Linked DNA regions of Homo sapiens: regions 1, 3, 4, 5, 6 and 7 are each linked to region 2. A link is a contact called in ENCODE Hi-C or POLR2A ChIA-PET data. All regions are on one chromosome and are shown on one strand. The core of a region is the stretch at or near the end of the contact, and the rest is flanking DNA. Distances in the headings are between cores, read along the strand shown.

Region 1 (3,034 bases), core at 76-2,575, 1.5 Mb before region 2:
AATTCTATTGTGAAAATTCAGCTGAAAACAGACTGGGGAATAGAAACCAGTGTCAGAAGTTACTGTTTTAGGCCAGGCACAGTGGCTCTTGCCAGTAATCCCAAACACTTTGGGAGGTCCAGGAGGAAGGATATCTTGCCTCCAGGAGTTCAAGACCAGGCAGGAAAACATAGTGAGACTCCATCTCTATTTCAACTTTTTTTTAATTAAAAAGAAAAAAAAGCCGGGTGTGGTGGCTCCCGCCTATAATCCCAACACTCTGGGAGGCCGAGGCGGGTGGATCACCTGAGGTCGGGAGTTTGAGACCAGCCTGGCCAACATGGTGAAACCCTGTCTTTACTAAAGATACAAAAATTAGCCGGGCGTGGTGGCACACGTCTGTAATCCCAGCTATTCGGAAAGCTGAGGCAGGAGAATCGCTTGAACCCAAGAAGCGGAGGTTGCAGTGAGCCAAGATCCCGCCACTGCCCTTCAGCGTGGACGAGAGAGAGACTCCGTCTCTAAATAAATAAATAGAATGGCTTTAAAAAAAAAAAAAGGAAAGAAAAAGAAGTTACCGCTTTATGGCAATGGGTTGTACAGCCTGGCCCGTCCCATTAAAACAAATTCCTAAGAACCACGCAAAACTAGATTAGAATGCAAAGCTAAGCCACCTCTCTGGGCAAAGTCACACTGGTAGCCGGTGGGCTGAAACTGGTGTGCAGATGCCCTGCAAAATATAATTATTAATCTAAATGTGTTGTCACCATTTTAAAAATGTTTCTCATATTCATTTCTCGCTTCTCTTAGAATTCGTACAACAAACATGGACTGTGCACCTACTAAGGGCTTTACATTCACCACCTCGGTTTACCCCGCAGTACAAGCGTGTATGTCCATTTTAGAAGACGAAACTGAGGGCCAGAGAGGAACCGTGACTTGCCCACGGTAAGAGAGCCATACGGATTCGAACCCTGGCCAGATTCACTCTGGAGCTCAGGGTTCTCCTACTGCTCCACCCGTGGGAGGAAAGGCCCGGACCAGGCCATGAGGAGCCCTGGGTTCTGGCCCAGCCTCCGCACGAAAGCGCAGGGCTGCCCCAGGCGAGGCCCTCCGCCTCCCGGGGGGCTCAAATTCCCCTCCGGAAGTAACTTTCGAACAACCGCCGAGGGAACGTATTCAGGCCCTGAGCGGAGCGACAGCCGGGCCCACCAAGCGGCGCCGCTGGAGACAGGCCGGCCGGGAAAGCCAGGCCACCGCACCGAGGACGGCTCTCTCTCGGTTCCCACCCCACCGCAAAGCTGCGGCACTCACCTCCCGCGCCGCCGCGCCGCTCCCCCGGAAGTAGTTCCCTGCGACCCTGAGTCCCGGAAGTGACGCGCACTGAGCAACCAACCGGCTCTGTTCCGCCCGCGTTGCCAGGTTTCTGGGTGAGGCACCGCTGGGTTTTGTCGACTTTTGTCCCTGTTCTGTGGGTTCGAGCTGGACAAAGAGGTTTGGGGAAATGAAATCTAGAGCTTGTCAATTCTTTAAGCTCCTATATCACTCAGCTCGTTTCAGCAACATTTTTGTTTAATTAAAAAGAAAACAAAAGAAATTACTTCTCGGGGCTGGGCACGGTGGCTCACGCCTGTAATCCCAGCACTTTGGGAGGCCGAGGCGGACGGATCACTTGAGGTCAGGAGTTCGAGACCAGCCTGGTCAACATGGTGAAACCCCGTCTCTACCAAAAATACAAAAATTAGCCGGGCGTGGTGGCGGGCGCCTGTAATCCCAGCTGCTTGGGAGGCTGAGGCAAGAGAATCTCTTGAATCCCGGGAGGCAGAAGTTGCAGTGAGCCGAGATCGCGCCACTGCACTCCAGCCTGGGCGACAGAATGAGACTCTTCCTCAAAAAAAAAAAAAAAAAAAAAAAAAAGTTACTTATTCATCGCAATGGGCTGTATAGCTTGGCCCGTCTCATTGTAACAAATTCGTAAGAACTGCGCGAAACTAGATTAGAATTTTGTCCTATGCAAAGCTAAGCCATCTCCCAGAGCAGAGCACAGTCACAACTGGTAGCTGGTGAGCTAAAACGGGTGTGTAGCTGTCCTGCAAAATGTTCATCTGGATGTGTTGTCACTATTTCAAAAGTGTTTCTCACGTTCATTTCCTTAATTTTATGCCAGGTCCTGAGCTAGGAGCCTACAATGCAGAGAGGAGACAAACAGAAACACCTCTTGTAATTCAGACAGAAGCAAATCATTATAATTCATTCAAAAAGCATTCACTGAGCGCGTACTCTATGCTTTGTCCTTGTAACTGAGGACACAGTGCTAAAGCAGACACATACAGTCTCTGCCCTTGTGGTGCTTACAGTCCGTTGGAGGGAGACAGACTAATTAAATGAATGTGTAATCATATAACAGGATAAGTTTTTTGAAGGCAAAGAACAGTGTTCCATGATTAAGAAGGGGTGGGGGGCAAGTAGTAGGAGAAAAAGAAACCTAGATGAGAGTGTGATAACCAGCCTCCACCATAAACCCTGACGATTCTTGGCTCCTGATATCCATACCCCTCTGTAGTCACCTCCCACCAAGAATAAGACTGACCTGTATAACCCATAGGATATTGCGGAAATCTTGGAGCACGAGTTCCAAGATAAAGTCATAAAAGACATTGCAACTTCCTCTTTCCTCTGTCTTGATTGCTCATGGGGAATCCATGTTGTGAAGACACTCAAGCAGTCCTATGGAGAGGCTCGCATGGGGAGTAACTGAGCTGCCTGCCAACAACCAGCTCCAACTTGCCAGCCATGTGTATGAGCCAAGTGGCTCCAGCAGTCCTAGTCAAGCTTTCAAATGACTGTGGCCTGGCCAAAATCTTCAGTGTAAACTCAAGAGCAACCTTGAGCCAGAAATACCTTGCAATGCCACTTGAATGCCTGCCTCACAGAAATTGTGAAATACTAAATGTTATTGTTTTAAGCTCCTAAGTTTTAGGATAATTGGTTATGCAGCCTAGATAACATACATAGAGGATCAAGGAACAGAGGTTAGATACCAGAGACTCCAAAA
Region 2 (2,977 bases), core at 473-2,972:
CTCAGCCTCCCGAGTAGCTGGGAATTGCAGGCGCCTGCCACCTAGTTTTTTTTTTATTTTTAGTAGAGACAGGGTTTCGCCATGTTGGTCAGGTCTTGAACTCCTGACCTCAGGCGGTCCACCCGCGTCGGCCTCCCAAAGTGCTGGGATTAGATGCATGAGCCACTGCGCCCAGCCTCCAGAGCGAGACTGTCTCAGAAATAAAATAAAAAGAGGATCTGAATTTTCAGAAAAAGGATTAAGGGAGTATTCTAACTACAAAATAACTGTTATTAATAATCCTCTAAGATAAATCCTAACCTGTGTGTAAAGTTAACCTGAGAGGCAAAACCACTTAACATCTATATTTGCTCTAAATAATTTTGTTTAGCAGAAACAGAAGTTAGCTGTTTTGAAGATCAAATATTTACCAGGCGTTTTACAGACATTATATCATTTAATCTTCACTATAGCCCTTCTGAGCCTTCATTCATTAATTTACTGAGGGTCCACTTGGGCAGACATGCCCTGCTAACCTCTAAAAATTCAGTACTGAGCATTACCTGCCTTCCTCAGTCTCAAGTAGCTTAGACTAGCTACTAAGTACGTCCTCTTTTAAATCAGGAAATGAAAGATCCCCTCTGAGAGGTTAATTTGCTTGTCCAAGGTCACACAGTGTTGCAGCAGCTAGTTACACTAATCAAGGCGTCTCATTTCCAATCTTTTCTGCCCTCAATCATTAGACTGTTAAGATTAGAGGGTAAGATTTTTGCTTTGAAGACTTCTTTCCAGTTTTTTTTCCCAGCATCTAGGAGGAAACCTCACACAGTACTGACCAAAGAACAAATGGCTAATTCATACTCTAATTACCTGGCATCTAGAAGACTTCAGGGGAGAGGAGCCAGGTCCCAGGGGGAAGGGGGCCTTTTTTTTTTTGTTGGGGGGGTGTCTTATTTTTTCACCAAATCGTCCAGTAATATTCAGGAAGGGGAACATTTTTGAAGGAACGGTAGCAACCCTGACACAAGAGCTGATTAAATTCGGGGCACAAAACTGATCCCATGCCAAGGGAAGCAAGAGTTTATTTTTTCCACCTTTTTTTTGCTTTTCTCCACTATTTCCAAGGTTGTTTCAAAGCTCGACAGTGGAGGCCGCGCCATTGGCTCCAAATGACAGGGAAATCTATTTTTATTATCTCCCCCTCTCCCCCTACCCCTAAAGATCTCTTCTTCTGGCCTTCTGATACACTTTTCCACTTCCTCTCCACCCTCAGCGGATAATCTGAATATGGCCGTTTTATCCTATCGCCATAAGGACTAGGTTGCCTTATGGCGACCTTGACAGCCATCTGTGTGGGAGGCCGGAGCGGGGGCGATCGGCTGTGCCGGAGGAATCTTCAGATGGCCGTGAGGAGGCGCCACGAGGGGGAGGTGACCGCTGAGCTCCACTCAGCGAAGAGCTCTCTGAAAGATTGACAGGCAGCCTACCAACTGTCTTTGCCCTAGAGACCCGCTCTGTCTCGCGAGATTTGGGTGCTTACGCGGAGGGGGAGTGAAAGGCGCCTCACTGAATGGGGGATGGGAATATCTGTGGCGCAATCATTGCGCGAGATTGGGCTACGGTCGCCGGAGCCATACTTAGGTCTCGCGATACTTCGGCCGCTCAAATTTGGAGCTTGGGGCAGCTTCTCGCGAGAGCCCGTGCTGAGGGCTCTGTGAGGCCCCGTGTGTTTGTGTGTGTGTATGTGTGCTGGTGAATGTGAGTACAGGGAAGCAGCGGCCGCCATTTCAGGGAGCTTGTCGACGCTGTCGCAGGGGTGGATCCTGAGCTGCCGAAGCCGCCGTCCTGCTCTCCCGCGTGGGCTTCTCTAATTCCATTGTTTTTTTTAGATTCTCTCGGGCCTAGCCGTCCTTGGAACCCGATATTCGGGCTGGGCGGTTCCGCGGCCTGGGCCTAGGGGCTTAACAGTAGCAACAGAAGCGGCGGCGGCGGCAGCAGCAGCAGCAGCAGCAGCAATCTCTTCCCGAACACGAGCACCACAGGCGCCCGAAGGCCGGAACAGGTACGGGGCGTTGCGGACCCGCGTATTATCTCAGCTTTCTCGAGGTTTGGCTCCATTTTGGGCTGAGGGGCGCTTTTGGAGGTCTTTAGCGACCGGGGTGGGGGGTGGTTTTCGAGAAATCGGCCCTGTTTCAGTGACCGCGCCCTTATTTTCCAGTCGGGTATAGTCTGGATTCTTGGGGCGGTAGGGACCCCCGAGAGGCCGCGGTAGAATGGTGACCTGTCTCCTTCGAGGCCTGGGCCGGCCGCGACCTCCCAACATGGCGCCAGTTGAACGCTGCCTTGGCTCATAACCCCTCCCAATGGAGGGAGTTTCTCTTTGCCCCTAAAATGGCAGCGCGGGTTTTTGCCCGGAAAGAGGCGCTCTCGTTCGGGTCTCCCAGTTTCTGTTTTTGGAGTTGACAGCAGAGTTTTAAATATTGGATATTGAAGTCTTCATTTTCGTGTGTTTCGTGTAAGAGGCGTTTTGGATTTACTTACGTAAGCCAAACCTGGTTAAAGTGCATGTCACTTTAGTCATTAATTGTAGGGCTTTTGGAGGTTTTTCTTAAGTTTTCGAGTGTGTCGGCTGAGAAGAAAAATTCAGTCGATTTGAAAAACGTTTACCAGGCCGGGCGCGGTGGCTCACGCCTGTAATCCCAGCAGTTTGGGAGGCAGAGGCAGGCGGATCACTTGAGGTTAGGAGTTCGAGACCAACCTCATCAACATGGTGAAACCCCGTCTCTACCAAAAATACAAAAATTAGCCGGGCGTGGTGGCAGGCGCCTGTGATCCCAGCTATTCGGGAGGTGAGGTGGTAGGATCGCTGGAACCTGGGAGGCGGAGCTTGCAGTGAGCCGAGATCGCGCTACTGCACTTCAGCCTGGGCAACTAGAGCGAAACTCCGTCTCAAAAAAAAAAAAAAAAAAAAAGAAAAATGTTTACTCACGGAATCGTC
Region 3 (2,954 bases), core at 1-2,500, 1.7 Mb after region 2:
TTCATCCACAGTATAGTGGACAACGGCCCAGAAGTCAGGGAAAACCCAGAGTTATGCCCCTAATTAAATGGTGTGACCCAAGGCTAGGTAAAAATACCCTCTGCACTAAGAGATGATACATGCTCACACCAGGAAATATTAATAAATAATAGGTACTGGCACCACTCCTTTGCACTTCTGTGGCTACTGTGACTTGGAGAAAATTACTTGACCCCTCTGCGCCTTAATTTCTGCTTTTGTAAATGAGGATAAACCAGAAGGCCGTTGTGAACATTAAATGAAATAAGGCTTGGGAAGTTCCTGGGTGAAGTCTCATTAAATGTTCCCTGTCGGTGTTAAACACTTCTTTCACATATTAGTTCCCTCCCTGAATCCACGAACACCCCGCAAAGCGAGTTTCCTTCTTTCCCCCCATGTCACCGAGAGGCAAACTAAGACTCGGCCGCCAAGGAGGCTGAGTGAAACGCGGATACGGCCCCAGTTCGAGGGCCCGTTGTTGTTTCTCTCCGAGCCCAAGGCGTGCAAAGAGCCCAGAAGAGGCGGGAGCCGAGGCAGGACAAGCTCTGCGCGCCTCCGGGAGCCCGTAGACCCAGTCCGGGTTAGGAGAGCCGGAAGCAGCCGCGGCCGGGCCCGCCTGCGGCCTCCCCGGAGCAGCCTCCGTTCCCCTCCCTCCGCCCCTCGCCGGGCGGGGCGGGGCACGAGCACAAAAGACTCCAACTTCCGAGCGGGCGCGGGCCCACCCAGCCAACTACTGGCCCAGACTTGGCCCGCGGAGAGAGCAGACAGGGAACGCCGGGAGCAGGACCGGGCGCGGAGGGCTGGGGCCGGGGACCCGGGGCGGCGGGTCCGAGTGGGAGAAAGGAGCGGCGGAGGGGGCCTAGAGTTACTCGGGCTCCCGGGACTCCCCGAAGGGCAGAAATAAGTTTCTAAAAATAGGCAGCGGCCTGCCGGAAGAAGTGAGTGAACGGAAAGGCACAAAGCACACACCCTCCCCGCACCCCTAAGGAGACGCCCGCAGTCCCCACTCACCCGCGCCGAGAGGTCTGGAGGAAGCCGCGCGGCTGGGAAGGAGGCGGTACTGCCGCACTCGGGGACGTAAGGGAGGGAGGAAAAGGGCGGCTGCGGCGGGAAGAGGCTGGGCACACGCGCGGGAGTCGTCGTCGTCGCCGTCGCCGCCGCTACCGCCCCCTCAGCTTCTCTGGGTTCCGCTGCCCCGAGCTGGCGCCGCTCGCGCGCCCCGCCGCACTGACAGCGGCGCGAGCCCCGCAACCGCGAGCCCTGCCCTCGGCCGGCACCACTGAGGCGCGCGGGGGTGGGGGCACCCGGAGCGGCTCCCCGCAGCTCGGCTCCGCCCGCCGCTCCGGCCCTGGTTCCGGGCTCTCCTCCTTCTCTGTCTCCTGGGAAGGACACGGTGACACGAGCACGAGGAGTCTGCAGCCCCGCCCAGAAACAGCCCGGCTTCCCAGGCGCATGGGCTCTCCCCACCCTCTCAGCCTGGCTTTGGAAAGGTCCAGAGCTTCGGCGGGGACGGGAGGAAGGCGGGGCCAGGGTGGGGCCTGAAAGGGAGGAGGGACTGAGACGCGGCTTGGGGAGGCGGGGCTGGGGCGGGAAGAGGGCAGCTTGCACAGGTTTGGAGCCGAAGTAGGGGCGGAGCTAAGATGGTGATGAGGCCCTGGGAAGAGGGTCGCCGGACCAGTGGGGAAGGCCGTGCAGGAGATGGAGAGCCGGGAACCAGGACAGCGCTTGAAAGGAGATGCTGTGGGCGGGGCTAAATGGAGAATCGCCCAGAGGGCGGAGCCACGGGTGGAGGGAGGCGGGGCTGAAGAGAAGCTTAGAGTGGGAGGAAGATGGAAGCGGGCCTGAAGGAGGCGGGCCCGGAAGCAGGGAGGGGAGGAGGGGCCCCGGGGGTGGCTACTCTGGGCGGGTGCCGGAAGGAGGCGTGCCCCAAGGAAGGACTGAGGGGTGGTGCTTGAGGTGGGCGGGGCCTGGAGATGGCGCTCAAATCTGCAGGCTGTGGGCGGTGCAGGAGGGATCCGGAAGAGACGAGGCAGGAAGAAACTCCTGGTCCTTTCGCTTTTAAGGAACGTGCCACCTAGACAAGGTGAGGGTCGCTCTTCGCTGCCTAATCTGGGACTGGGCGGAGAGGCCGCGCTAAGGGTGATCTCCGAAAAAGATGCAGGAGATGTTTTATAACTTGATCCAGGTGCTAGTCCTCTCTCCTACACATTTCTCCTGTCGGGATTTCTCACTTTCAGTGTTCCAGCCTCCGGTGAACCAGTCTTCCTAGTGAGAGCACGAGAAGCCCGTTGTCCTTCATTCCTCAGCTATGGATTTCCCTGAAAGTTGAGAACTGACCATATTCTCGATGCCTCCTCCGACCTGTGATTTCATGACTCACATCGCTTCCCCAGAACCTGCTTAACAGACGGGATTCCTGAGAATGGAGCAGAGTTTGAATTCAGAGTCCTGGCTTTGCCATACCAGCAGTTATAATTGTCCTTCTGTTGTTTGATGACCTCCCTGCCCTGCTTCAAAAGGAAGAGAAATCAAAGAGTTGACGACCCTGAGCGCAAGGCCTGGGACGTTCTTCCCCAAACTCGCTTTAATATCACCTTCTCAAAAGAACTCTTCCCTGAACACCTTGTCTCAAGATGTTCTCTAGTTTGTCTTCTTGTTCTGTCATTTATTTGTCTGTTCATTGTTTGTGTGTTTTTTGAGGCGGAGTCTAGCTCTGTCGCCTAGGCTGGAGTGCAGTGGCACGATCTCGGCTCTCTGCAACCTCTGCCTCCTGGGTTCAAAGCGATTCTTGTACCTCAGCCTCCCAAGTAGCTGGGATTACAGGCGTGTACCACCATGCCCGGCTAATTTTTGTATTTTCAGTGGATACGGGGTTTCATCATGTTGGCCAAGCTGGGCTCTAACTCCTGACCTCAGGGGATCTGCATTTGAGGATA
Region 4 (2,888 bases), core at 211-2,710, 1.4 Mb after region 2:
TTTTTTTTGTATTTTTAGTAGAGACGGGGTTTCACCATGTTGGTCAGGATGGTCTCGAACTCCTGACCTCATGATCTGCCCGCCTCGGCCTCCCAAAGTGCTAGGATTACAGGCGTGAGCCACACACAGCACCCGGCCCATTTCTTAATTTTAAAAATAAATCGTAGCTTAAATAAACCTGTAAATACACATAGCAAGCTCTCAGCAGATCTGCCATGAGAACTTCACCTCAACTGATAAACCATTCCTTAGCCGATTTTGAGAATGGAAATACACTGCCTTTACATACTTCCTGAAGATCGAATTCTATCAGGAAAAGATGCAGGAGAACCCACCTAAGTGGGTGGCTGGCTCCAGGGTCTTACTAATTTTCAAGGCAAAAATCCCACAATTCCCCATCCCCCACTCCAAACCAAGTATACTGTAGCTGTGGAAGAATGGCAGAAAATGTAATAAGATTAGGATACGAATACAACCAAGAAAACAAGGTTGCGTTGTTATTGGGGATAATGAATTCCTGGCCCTTTACAAGTTCACCTGGTTACATGTCCAACTAACTTTAGGCCCAGCGTCTACTTCGGGCGCACAAATTCTGCGATTCTCTTTTCTGTCGCGGACGGGAACTGTCTTGGAAAACTTGAGTTCTCCACTTAAAAGTCATGTCATCATGCTTCGACCCTTAGAATACGTTCAACGGCTACTTTTTTCTTTTCTCTGCTAAAGAAAAGGGCACTCTCCGGAGGAAGGGCAGTGACAGCTCCACGTCTGCAAAAGTCGGCGCCGCCACGACGGTGGCGGACGTCGGGGAGGGCGCCGGAGCCGGGACCACCACGCCGGGGGGACAATGGAAGGAGGAGGCGAGTGGGAGAGAGAAGGGGAGGCAGCCGCTGTGCTGGGCCCTTCTAGCGACTGGGGGCTCGGAAAAGTCTCGAGAAGGCCAGCTGGGTGGCGGGGGACCCGGCCGCCGCCCCTCACAGGGCCACGTCGCCCGCGCCGGCCCCGCCGCCGGGCCCCGCGCGTAGGCCGAACCGCTGGAGAGTGGCCCCAGGCGGGGCTGAGGGGCGAGGGGCCGGACGGTACCCACGCCCGTCGTGGCCCAGCCCTTTCACAACTTGGAGCCCGCGAGGCGAAGGCCTCCGGAAGCCTGTGCCAGACACTGATCCCTCCGAACGTCCAGACAGCCCACCCCCACCGCCCGGCCCGGGCCAGTAGCCCGAGCTCCCCGCGCCCCCGACAGACACCGGCTCTGGAAGAAGGAGCAGCCGCGGCTCTGGGGTCCCGAACCGCGCGTCCCACTCCTCTACCCTTGTTCTCCCCGAACATTCTCATCCGGACTCCCTCCCTCTCCCGAGAACTGCCCCGAGTTCGCCCACGGGGGTTTACCGGGACTCGGGGCGGCGGCGACTCCTCAGTCCCTAGACTAAGATGGCAGCCGGTCCCGAGCCCCGACCACAGCTACTAGAGCGAGTTAGCAGCTAAAGCGCAGGCGCCTGAGCGCGGAAGTGGTCTAGACTACAAGCCCCAGCAGGCCTTGCGCGCCAGCCGTCCGGCCCGCCCCTGGCTTGAAGAGCTGGCTGCGGTGGTAAATCAGTTAAATCCCAGTTTTCCTCAGCTCCAGGTGAGATGGGCGCGAGCGGCTCCCAGCACCTCCAGGCTTTTTTTTTTTTTTAACACCCCGCCCACCAGAGCCTATAAGGACTGTGATTCTCAAACTATGGTGTGCATCAGAATCACCTAGAGAGCTTATTAAAACTTACACTGCTGACCCCCACCCCCAGAGTTTCTGATCAGAAGATCTGGCATAGGAGGATAGGGTCTGATAATTTGCATGTCCAACAAGCTGTCTAGTGATACTGCTAGTGAGTGAAATCATAATTTGAGAACCAATGGGCTATATAGCTTAGTTTATAACTTAGTTGTTCTTTTTTCTTTTTCTTTTCCTTTTCTTTTTTTTTCTTCTTTTTGAGATAAGGTCTCACCCTTCACCCAGGCTGGAGTGCAGTGGTGCAGTCATAGCTCACTACAGCCTCACACTCCTGGGCTCAAGCGAGCCTCCCACCTGGGCTTCCTGAGTAGCTGGGACAGCAGTTGAGCACCACCACACCCGACTAATTTTGTTCTATTCTTTGTAGAGATGGGGATGGGGTGGAGTGCGGATGGGATGGGGCGGGAATAGGGCCACGGTGTCGCCATGTTGCCCAGGCTGGTCTCCAGCTCCTGGGCTCAAGCGATACTCCCTCCTCGGGCCTCCCAATCGCTGAGATTACAGATGTGAGCCACTGCACCTGGCCTGGCTTAGCCTTTAACAATGTACATTAAAGGGCGTGGTTAAAAAGAAAATAAAAGAAAAAAAATGTACACTTGAGAGTTACACTGACCGGATTCAAATCCTCCCTTTTCTACCTTTTAACTGGGTGCCCTTAGGGATGATGACAACAGCTTAGTGGAGCCAACGTGGCCTGTCCGGTATTCTAAGAGCTGATACCAAGCTCCCTTTATTCTCACAACAAACCTATTACAGAAATACCATTATTATCCCCATTTTACAAATATATAAACTAAGTCACATACTTGATAAGAACCCAGGCAGTCTGGCGTGAAAGTCCGTTGTCTTAACCTTCTTCATGGATTGCTTGTGAGAAATAATAGGCTATGCAGGCAGAGACTCAGAGGTATGACTAAGTGCTCAATACTTAGTGACCTTTGCTATTACTGTTTAGCCTGTTTCCTCCTAATGAAAATAGTATTTTGCCATCTGGAAAGTCACATTTTTCAAAGTGACTTTTTTTTTTTTTTTTTTTTTGAGACAGAGTCTTGCTCTGTCACCCAACCTGGAGTGCAGCGGTGCAATCATAGCTCACTGCAGCCAACCTCCTGGGCTCAAGTGA
Region 5 (2,838 bases), core at 136-2,635, 1.9 Mb after region 2:
CAAGGTCGCACTGCTAGTCACTAGCAGACTTCTGAGTGAATTACCTCAATCCTAAACCCCTCTCAAGGGGAAGGGATGTCGTTCTGTGATTCACTCTCACATGGCCATAACAAGAAAAAGCAAACATTTCTAAACTGCTTTACAGTTTTAAAGCATTTTCACATTCATCTCACTTAAGAAAAACACAAAGCACTTGGAATGCCCAGAAAGCCATACGACAACAGGAAGTAAAGTAAGCAGTGCCTCAAGATTCAATACTGGGGCCCTGAATCCTAGTAGTGGGGACTGGGGAGCAGTCGGGAGTCTCTATTTCTGGTTCAGACGGATGGGGAAGCGGTGAGTCATGGGGTGAAGGCTTGCGCCACGGGAAACTTTGGTAAGGTCAAGCTACGAGGCAACAAAAAGTGAATCACAACGCTGGAAAACACCTTAGGCCTCAACAGAGGCCGAACTCTGGCTGACGGATGGGGAAACTGAGGCCTCAAAGGGAAAGCAACTTGCTCAAGTTCACTCAGCAAGTGAATAGAGCAGGAATCGGGGGTCTCATCTCCCCCAGTCCCCTTTTCTCTCCAGCAAGGAGGCTTTTCAACGAGAATTCTGAGACAAGAGGACAGGGGAGAGGCCAAGGGGCAGCTCACAGATTCCACCGAGGAGTCGGGAGAGGGCACAGGTAGGACCAGGAAGCACAGAAATGCTAGGATGGGGGCAGAAATGAGCCGAGGAGGAGGCAGGGGCAGTAGCTAGGCAGGTGGGTGAGGCGAGAAGGAAAAGGCGGAAGAGAAAGGGACAGAGTGAGGGCGGAGGAAAGTGCTGTGAGATTGGGGTCTGAAGGGACCTGGCGGGGTGGAGAGAGGCTGAGGGGAGAGGGCAGAATAAGTCTGACGATGGAAAAGTCCAGGGATCGGGGAGACATTGAAGGGAGTCGGGGAGGGGGTCCCAGACCCGGCAAGAAGTCTGACCCGGAGAGTTCCAGGGTCAGACCAGACCCCGAGGCGAGTCTGATGAAGGTGAAGTCCGGGCCCGGGGAGCCTGGGGGGAGCCCGTGGCAAGTCTGAAGGGGCCGGGCAGCCTCACCGCGCTTGTTTTTGGTGCCGTGCTTCTTGGCGGCCGTCAGCTCCTGCTCGATTTTCTTCTCCAGGAACTCCTGTTTCTTGCTTAACATCTCTTCCGTGTCCCGCAGCCGCTGGATGGCCTCCTGGGGGGTCGGGCCGCCCTTGCCGGCCTTACCCCCTCCAGCCCCGAACAGCTTCCCGAACACCGACATGGTTGCTGCTCGCCGCGCCGGCCTTCGCCGCCCGCTCCGGCTCGGCTCGGCTCGGCTCGGCTCGGGTCGGCTCCGGCGCCCGCTCCCAGTCCCGCCGCTCCCTGCCGCCGCAGGCCTCTCCTCCGCCTCCGCCTCCGCCCCGCAGCTGGGCCCGGCCGCGCCACCTCCCACAGGCCCCCACGCCCGGCCCGGCAGGCGTCAGGGCAACGCGCCACTGACTACAACTCCCAGTGGGCAACGCGCCGGCCGCGCCTCAAATCTAATAGGGGGAAGCGTGCTGCATGCCGGGAAGCTATAGTCTTCCGGCTTCAGGCGCTCCCCGGCGCGTCTTTTGCTGTAGCTGGGGTCAAAGGGCGTGTGGCATTCTGGGAAATGTAGTCTCCTTGGCCTGCGCTCTGTAGGAGTGGCAGAACAGTAAGAGAAATGACAGTAAGTGTGCAACACTGCTCAAAAATTTATTGCTAGTATGGGATACTGCCATGCTTGAACTTCACATGTATATTCATGTGAAGTTGTCTTAAAAGCGTGAAGGCAACAGTTGTTTCCAATTTCAACCTGTCAATTCTGTGGTCACAGAAGCAAAGCAGTATCTTCTCCAGTTAAGTACGGTAGTGTCCCCCTTATCTGAGATTTTACTTTGAGTAGTTTCACTTGGCCAGCTAAGGTCTGACAGTATTAAATAGAAAATTCCAGAAATAAACAGTTCATAAGTTTTTAATTTCCATTGGCCTAATGAAATCTCGTGCTATCCTGTTCCATCCTACCTGCAATGTGAATCATCCCTTTGTCCAACATACCTCTACCATCTGTTAGTTACTTACCAGCTTAGGAGTTATCAGATGGACTGCCACGGTGTTGCAGTGCTTTGGTTCGAGTAACCCTCATTTTACTATATAATGGCCCCAAAGTGCAAGAGTAGTAATGCTGGCAGTTTGGATATGCCAAAATGAAGCTGTAAAGTGCTTCCTTTAAATGTAAATGTGGAAGTTCTGAGCTTAAGAAAAAAAATCGTATGCTGAGCTTACTGAGGTCTGCAGTAAGAACGAATCTTCTAGCCCTAGAATTGTGAAAGAGGAAAAAGAAATTCATGCTGGTTTTGCTGTCGTACCTCAAACTGCAAAAGTTACAGCCACAGTGTGTGATAAGTGCTTAGTTAAGATAGAAAAGGCATTAAGTTGTATCCTTACTTACAGGGGAAAAAAAGAAAATAAATTTTTTTACAAAAGAAAAGAAAAAGCATTAAGCTTATACGTGGAAGACACGAACAAAAAATGTGTTCCAACTGACAGCAACCTGTTACCCCCCAGAAAGCATTGAGCCTGTATAAAGGCTTCAGCAAGGAATCTCCTAAAACCAGTGGCACCAAGCCACTTACTGAAAGTAATGGATGGTTGCACTGACTTAGGAATAGGTTTAGACTGCAAAATATAAAAATTACTGGATGGGCTGGGCACAGTGGCTCACACCTGTAATCTCAGCACTCTGGCAGGCCTAGGCGGATGGATCACCTGAGGTCAGGAGTTTGAGACCAGCCTGGCCAACGTGGTGAAACCCCATCTCTACTAAAAATAAAA
Region 6 (2,876 bases), core at 198-2,697, 1.6 Mb before region 2:
TCGTTAATTGTAACATACTATACTATCATGGATATTAATAATCAGGGATTCCCTAGCAAGCCCACTTGAGAAAAAAAAAACTTAATATAACAATAATAATAAGGGAAATTGAGTGTGGGGTATGTGCCATGTTCTAGAGCAAAGGACTGAATTTTCGGACAGGGAGGAAGTTAAGACACTTGTCTGTAAACATTTCCTTCTAAACCCAGGGAAACTTAGGACCAGAGAATAGAAGTGACTTGCCCAAACTCAAACTGCAAGTTTATGACAGAGCCTGGACTAAGATCAAGCTTTCTCAATGTCACAAGAATTCAGTAACAGCCTACTGTATACAAGGCACCAGCCTAGGTCCTCATCATGGTGAAGGCTGGTGGGGAGGTTCAAAGATTTGTCCATGGGTCAACACCTCCCCAAGGCCAGGTCTCCAGGGACACAGACTCTGCCCTTTGAAGGCTCCAAGCCAGAAGAGGAAACAGACCCTGAAACACTATGAGCAGGAGGGCCAGAGAGCGACACACTTTGGTATCCAGGAGACCCAGCCCCACTGCCTGCAACCCTGCAACCTCCCTGTGCCCCACTGAGCTGCTCAGTAAAATGGAACTAAGGATGGTGCCAACTGTCAGTGATGCTGAGAGGTACAACAAGGAGGTGAAATGTGAGACCCTGTGCATTGTGGACACCCAATAAACAGTGATTCTTTTTATTTTTAAGTGTGTTCTGAGTGCTACAGGAGTTCGGGGGTGGGGAGCATTTGTCAGTTTGCCTTGATAGGGGATTCTCGGAGAGTTTACCAAACGAGGGACATTTAGATTGAGTCTCTGCTGGGTGCAATGGCTCACGCCTGTAATCCCAACATTTTGGGAGGGTGAGGCAGGAGGATCACTTGAGCCCAGGAGTTTGAGACCAGCCTGGGCAACACAGCGAGGCCCCGTATCTACAAAAATGATTAAAAATTAGCCAGGCATGGTAGGTGTGCCTGTACTCCAGCTACTCAGGAGGTTGAGGCAGGAGGATCACTTGAGCCCAGGAGTTTGAGGCTGCAGTGAGCCATGATTGTGCCACTACACTGCAGCCTGGGCAGCAAAGCAAGATCCCATCTCCAAAGTAAAAAAATAAAATAGATTGGGTCCTGAAGGATGGAAAGGACTTTGCCACACCGGAAGGATGTGAAAGCTGCGGTCCCAGCTTTCAGTTCTCACAGTCTGGTCCGAGAGAGAAGGGGACACGTCAAGCCACCCTCCCAGGGGATTCCCACGCAACAGGACCTCCCCATTTCCTGGCCTGGATGGCTCCTTTCTGGCCTGCCTGGCCTCTGAGATTCACCAGTGCCTGAGCCAAGGCCACAGACAGCAGGGGAGGGGCAGGGGTGGGGGCACGCACCAGGGCTGAACAAACCCAGGGCTCATCTGGAAAGGAAACCAAACCCTGCCTCCCACTCACCAGCTGAGTGTCACTTGTACAGCTTCCTCCTTCTGTTCCTGTTCAGGAATTACCCAGGCAGGGCTCTGTGGTGGGGCTGGGGGACGGGGGGCTGGTGGGGGAGTGGGGCTGCCCCAGAGGCGGAGCCTGGAGCCTCCTTGGTCTGCTCTGGCCACGCCCAGACTCATCCCCTCTGGCTGGCTGGCCTGCTCCCAGACCCATTTCTCTCCTCAGCAGGCCAGGTTTCCTCCCTCCTCCACACACCTGCCCACGCAGTACCACCATCTCCTCTCTGCTGGTCCAAGCCCCACTCCCCTTTGGCCCAACCCCGGCCCCTCCTGGAAGTCTTCCACAGAGATCCCTCCCAGTCTTGCCTTCCTTATCGTCTTTATCCATTCAGGCCTGCATGTCAGCTCCTGTGCTGGAGCTGGGGACAGACAAGTGAGCAGTGAGTGACCAAGACTGGCACCGTCCCTGCCCTTTGGACCTGGAGCCTCTAATCCCTATGTCTCGTGTGTCCCGCATGCTTCATCCACACCCCAGTGGGAAATCGGAAGCCAGGACTGCAGTCCTGTGCAGCCTCTGAACAGTGTGGCCTTGGGCAAGTCCCTTCCCCTCTCTGGTCGGAGTGGTTTCCATAGCTGCTAAGGGAAGCAGTGCGATGTCCAGGGGGCAGGCTGGAGGGATGGTGATGTCTGCTCCCCCAACCCTTCCTGCCCCAATGTAATGCCCTGCAAATAAAGTTTCCCTCCAAGTGGAACTGGTAAAATGCACACACGGGGCTCTGACTCATCAGAATTTTTTTGCAGAAACAAATATAGGGGTCAGTGGGAGGGACCTGCCGGGTGGCTGAACATCACGGTTAAGAGCAGACCTGGGTTTGAATCCTGCCTCGGTAGCTGTGTGGCCTTGGAGGTCATTAACCCCCGACTCTCACTTCTCTCATTGGTAAAACGGGGATACTTGTACACACCTCATATGGCTGTGTAATGACACACATGCTAGATACCCAGTGAATGCATATTATTATCATTTCTGGTGCAGCCGGACAAGTCCATTAATAAAGTAGATAATTATGACGGCCTTAAAATTAATAATGTAGATCCACATAACTTTTATTTTCTTTTTTAGTTCTTTTGAGAAAAGGTCTTGTTCTGTTGCCTAGGCTGGAGTGCAATGGCACAATCACGACTCGCTGCAGCCTCAACCTCCGGGGCTCAAGAGATCCTCCCACCTCAGCCTCTGAATAGCGGGGACTACAGGCGCACACCACCACGCCCAGCTAAAGATTCATATGTTTTGACATGGAAAGAGTTCATGTCATATTAGTAAATTAAAATATTATAGCATTAATGATGTAACTATTTCTGTCTTTTAAAAAAGTGGGCACAGGAAAAATGGAATAAACACTTCCATGATACTAGCAGTTGCCCTGGGGGTGGGGGATCACCGATGAG
Region 7 (2,779 bases), core at 181-2,680, 1.4 Mb before region 2:
CAGCAGTGAACATGATGAGAAGTGATGAGAGTTAGTCTGGCTAGAATTCAAAGTCAAAGCCTATCAGAAACTGCTAATGGACAGAAAGACCTAAGAGAGAGCGGAGTCAAGATACTAATGCTGAATCCCCAATGCCTTGTGCACAGGCGGGTACCCAATATATGAAGATCTAGTGAATGGCTGCGACTAGCATTTTCCCACCTAGACCGTAAATTCCCCTAAAACAGCACCTGTGTCAGAATCCTAATCTTCTCACTCCATGTTAACGAGAGCAGTAACTTTTCTGACTAAAAGTTGAGCACTTAATATGTTAGGTATGCCCACGCTATGCTGTGCTTTGCACACACCAAATCATTAAATCCTCACAACATCTAAGCAAGGTGGCTATTTTCTGCATTTCACAGACCAGGAAAGTAAGGCTCAGAAGTAGTTACCTGCCCTAGGACACATCACTGAAAATCAAACTTCAGGCAATTTGAATCCAAAGTCTGCTTTTAACCACTTTACTATCCTGAACTTCTCAAATAATGAAACGGTGAGCCACTGACTCATTCATGTGTCACCCTGGGCAAGTAAGTTCCCTTCCGTGGGATTCCAACTTCTCATCTGTCAAATGGTAGTAACAAGAGTACATGCTTCCAAAGTTACGATGAGGCTACATGAAATTCCACCCTGCACAGCGTCTACTCAGTAACTTCCAATGCAGTTAACTTAGTTCTTACCTAGGGCCATGCACTGTTCTAAACTAAGCACGAAGATTATTTCACTTAATAAAGCAACTCAACGAGGCAGATAACGTGACTAATTTGACTAACTTATTTTACAGATGAGAAACTGAGGTGTAGAGGGGTTAAGTAACCTGCTTTGGGTTACACAATGAATACGTGGCCGACTGCAAGTTTGCACCTAGAGTGTCACTTGAGAACTTATGCTCCAGGCTCCCAGAGAGAAGTGAGGGTTTTCTTTGCCCCTTTCACTGAATGGGAAACTACAGCACAAAGAAGGACAATCTGCCCAAAACCTCACACGGAGTAAGGGGCAGCGCCGGGACCAGAACCTTAGGCCGCCTGGCCCAGAAGCCCGCGCGAGTGAAATGAATGAGGCCAGACCTAGGCTAAGCGCGTCCGCGGTCCCCACGGCTGAGCCTCGGGGCGACCCGTAGCTCCGCGCTGCACCCCTCCCCCAGGCACCAACCCCGCCAGGTCGCGGGCACTCCCACCAGCTCGCAGCCCTCCTTCGGACCCTCGATCCGAGAGCGCCCCAGCCAGAGCTTGTGCCCATGCCCCTGTCCCGCAGGGGAAGGGGATCCCGCCTGGCCGGCTCTCGAGCGGCGACTAGTAACCTCCCGCGGGCGACAGCCCTCTCCCCAAAGCCACGCGCAACTCCTCACCCGGCGGCGCCATTCCTCCGAGCAGGTCCCGCCGGAGTCCGAGCCGCGGGCTGACTTCCGCTCGGGAAAGTGGCTCCAAGAGCCCGCCACAGGGGACGCCAGGGACTCGCGGCAGGCTCTGCGGGCCAGGATGAGTTCTAAGCACAGGTCAGTGTCCGCGGCCCCGCTGAGCTTCGACGCTTCCAGCAGCCGCGGCCGGGATCCCAGTCCTCCCGCTCACAGGGCCTTGCAGTTCCCGAGGACAGACCCGCCTCTCCCCCGCGCCCAGGCCCACTTGGAACCGACCGTCTCGCAACGCTCCTATTCCGGGAGCTACCGGGACGCGGTTGGGCCAGGCCTCGGGGTGGGCCCGAGACGGGGCCGCTTCTGATTGGCCTGTCTGCTGTCACTCACTCGTCTTTCTGCTGCCCGGCCCATTTTAAAGGAACAGGAAGGGTCTCGTCGGGAGGGGATAGCTTAGAAGGGATTTTTTTTTCCTCTTTAGAAAATTGTGGCAGTTTCTGGCCGGGCGCAGTGGCTCACGCCTGTAATCCCAGAACTTTGGGAGGCCGAGGCGGGCGGATTACCTGAGGTGAGGAGTTCGAGATCAGCCTGGGCAACACGGTGAAACCCCGTCTCTACTAAAAATACAAAATTAGCCGGGCGTGGTCACACATGCCTGTAATCCCAGCTACTCGGGAGCCTGAGGCAGGAGAATCGCTTGGACCTGGGAGGCGGAGGATGCGGTGAGCCAAGATCGCGCCATTGCACTCCAGCCTGGGCAACGAGTAAATCTCCGTCTCACCAAAAAAAAAAGAAAAAGAAAATTATGTCAGTTTTTTCCAAAGATTATCAGTGGGGTTGTTAATAACTGACCTACGAGTGACGTTTTATCTGATTTGCAGAGCAATGCAGTGACTCATAGAGAACATATTAGGCCAGTTTTACAGGCTCAACATGGAGGTGGCTCATCCAGGAACACCGCTCTAATAACTAGCGCCAACTACTGAATGTTTACAGTATAACCCGACACTGTGCCGAACGCTCTACAAGCATTATTTCTTTTCTTTCCTTTTTTATTGATACGGGATCTTGCTCTGTCGCCCAGGCTGGAGTGCAGTGGTGCGATCACAGCTTACTGCAGCCTCGACATCCTGGGCTCAAGCAATCTTCCCTCCCGCCTCAGCCTCCGGAGTAGCTGGGACTGCTGCCTTGCGACACCACGCCCAGCTAATCTTTAAAATTATTTTTGGTAGATACCGCGTCTCGCTTTGTTGCCCAGGCTGGTCTGGAACTCGGGCTCAAAGGATCCTTCGGCCTTAGCCTCCCAAAGTGCTGAGATTACAGGCTAATCCCATTTTAAAGAGAAGGAAACAGATTTGAACCTAGGCAGCTGACTCCAGAATCTGT

The links. Hi-C counts contacts between places; a loop is a spot of excess contacts on that map. ChIA-PET counts read pairs that join two places held with the same protein, here RNA polymerase II (POLR2A). Pooled maps may share reads with other maps.
Region 1: a pooled map shows a loop between it and region 2 (6-fold over the local background). The contact joins the promoter of MANBAL here to the promoter of RBM39 in region 2. A Hi-C loop is called at or near these places in 2 of 50 pooled maps. POLR2A ChIA-PET finds 5 or more read pairs at or near these places in 3 of 52 experiments (BJ, HCT116 and activated B cell).
Region 3: a map of naive thymus-derived CD4-positive, alpha-beta T cell shows a loop between it and region 2 (35-fold over the local background). The contact joins the promoter of RALY here to the promoter of RBM39 in region 2. A Hi-C loop is called at or near these places in 2 of 168 maps with a recorded cell type or tissue (both naive thymus-derived CD4-positive, alpha-beta T cell) and 7 of 50 pooled maps. POLR2A ChIA-PET finds 5 or more read pairs at or near these places in 6 of 52 experiments (CD4-positive, alpha-beta T cell, Caco-2, activated B cell and 2 more).
Region 4: a pooled map shows a loop between it and region 2 (8-fold over the local background). The contact joins the promoter of ITCH here to the promoter of RBM39 in region 2. A Hi-C loop is called at or near these places in 1 of 37 single-sample maps with no recorded cell type and 8 of 50 pooled maps. POLR2A ChIA-PET finds 5 or more read pairs at or near these places in 1 of 52 experiments (GM10248).
Region 5: a loop to region 2 is called in a pooled map, with 16 times the contacts of the local background. The contact joins the promoter of CHMP4B here to the promoter of RBM39 in region 2. A Hi-C loop is called at or near these places in 6 of 50 pooled maps.
Region 6: a pooled map shows a loop between it and region 2 (7-fold over the local background). The contact joins the enhancer-like site here to the promoter of RBM39 in region 2. A Hi-C loop is called at or near these places in 1 of 50 pooled maps. POLR2A ChIA-PET finds 5 or more read pairs at or near these places in 2 of 52 experiments (HepG2 and WTC11).
Region 7: a map of naive thymus-derived CD4-positive, alpha-beta T cell shows a loop between it and region 2 (14-fold over the local background). The contact joins the promoter of RPN2 here to the promoter of RBM39 in region 2. A Hi-C loop is called at or near these places in 1 of 168 maps with a recorded cell type or tissue (naive thymus-derived CD4-positive, alpha-beta T cell), 1 of 37 single-sample maps with no recorded cell type and 8 of 50 pooled maps. POLR2A ChIA-PET finds 5 or more read pairs at or near these places in 3 of 52 experiments (CD4-positive, alpha-beta memory T cell, H1 and activated CD4-positive, alpha-beta memory T cell).

The regions. Positions count from the first base shown.
Region 1 is chr20:37,287,946-37,290,979 of GRCh38, reverse strand. MANBAL (mannosidase beta like) reads right to left here and starts at 1,325. Exons shown (of 3, transcript NM_001003897.2): 1 at 1,294-1,325. RefSeq lists enhancers at 451-1,355, 1,428-1,537.
Region 2 is chr20:35,741,005-35,743,981 of GRCh38, reverse strand. RBM39 (RNA binding motif protein 39) reads left to right here and starts at 1,722. Exons shown (of 17, transcript NM_184234.3): 1 at 1,722-2,041. RefSeq lists enhancers at 1,283-1,382, 1,553-1,772, 1,134-1,819, 1,833-1,982 and a silencer at 2,243-2,342.
Region 3 is chr20:33,992,207-33,995,160 of GRCh38, reverse strand. It overlaps RALY (RALY heterogeneous nuclear ribonucleoprotein), which reads right to left and starts at 1,250. Exons shown (of 10, transcript NM_016732.3): 1 at 1,030-1,250. RALY-AS1 (RALY antisense RNA 1) reads left to right here and starts at 794. Exons shown (of 2, transcript NR_109886.1): 1 at 794-956; 2 at 2,256-2,673. RefSeq lists silencers at 530-859, 1,080-1,129, 1,190-1,319, 1,500-1,609, 1,780-2,029 and enhancers at 1,807-2,333, 2,270-2,349.
Region 4 is chr20:34,361,845-34,364,732 of GRCh38, reverse strand. It overlaps ITCH (itchy E3 ubiquitin protein ligase), which reads right to left and starts at 1,460. Exons shown (of 25, transcript NM_031483.7): 1 at 1,384-1,460. RefSeq lists a silencer at 926-1,155.
Region 5 is chr20:33,809,895-33,812,732 of GRCh38, reverse strand. CHMP4B (charged multivesicular body protein 4B) reads right to left here and starts at 1,385. Exons shown (of 5, transcript NM_176812.5): 1 at 1,075-1,385. The coding sequence starts at 1,264. It overlaps ZNF341-AS1 (ZNF341 antisense RNA 1), which reads left to right and starts at 1,634. Exons shown (of 4, transcript NR_110623.1): 1 at 1,634-1,693. RefSeq lists enhancers at 92-161, 1-830, 1,597-1,676, 1,416-1,710 and a silencer at 1,257-1,536.
Region 6 is chr20:37,335,267-37,338,142 of GRCh38, reverse strand. It overlaps LOC105372606 (a long non-coding RNA gene), which reads left to right. Exons shown (of 2, transcript XR_936699.2): 2 at 210-703. Among named protein-coding and RNA genes, the nearest start is that of SRC, 9.4 kb to the left of the region's middle. RefSeq lists an enhancer at 1,324-1,823. Within about 2 kb of position 1,447, at least 15 of the 41 ENCODE cell types and tissues checked have a DNase peak (open chromatin) inside an H3K27ac peak, as active enhancers do.
Region 7 is chr20:37,177,981-37,180,759 of GRCh38, reverse strand. It overlaps RPN2 (ribophorin II), which reads right to left and starts at 1,430. Exons shown (of 17, transcript NM_002951.5): 1 at 1,391-1,430. The coding sequence starts at 1,403. MROH8 (maestro heat like repeat family member 8) reads left to right here and starts at 1,212. Exons shown (of 25, transcript NM_152503.8): 1 at 1,212-1,371; 2 at 1,373-1,537. The coding sequence starts at 1,280. RefSeq lists a silencer at 1,155-1,204 and enhancers at 755-1,312, 1,325-1,374, 1,725-1,804, 1,313-1,872.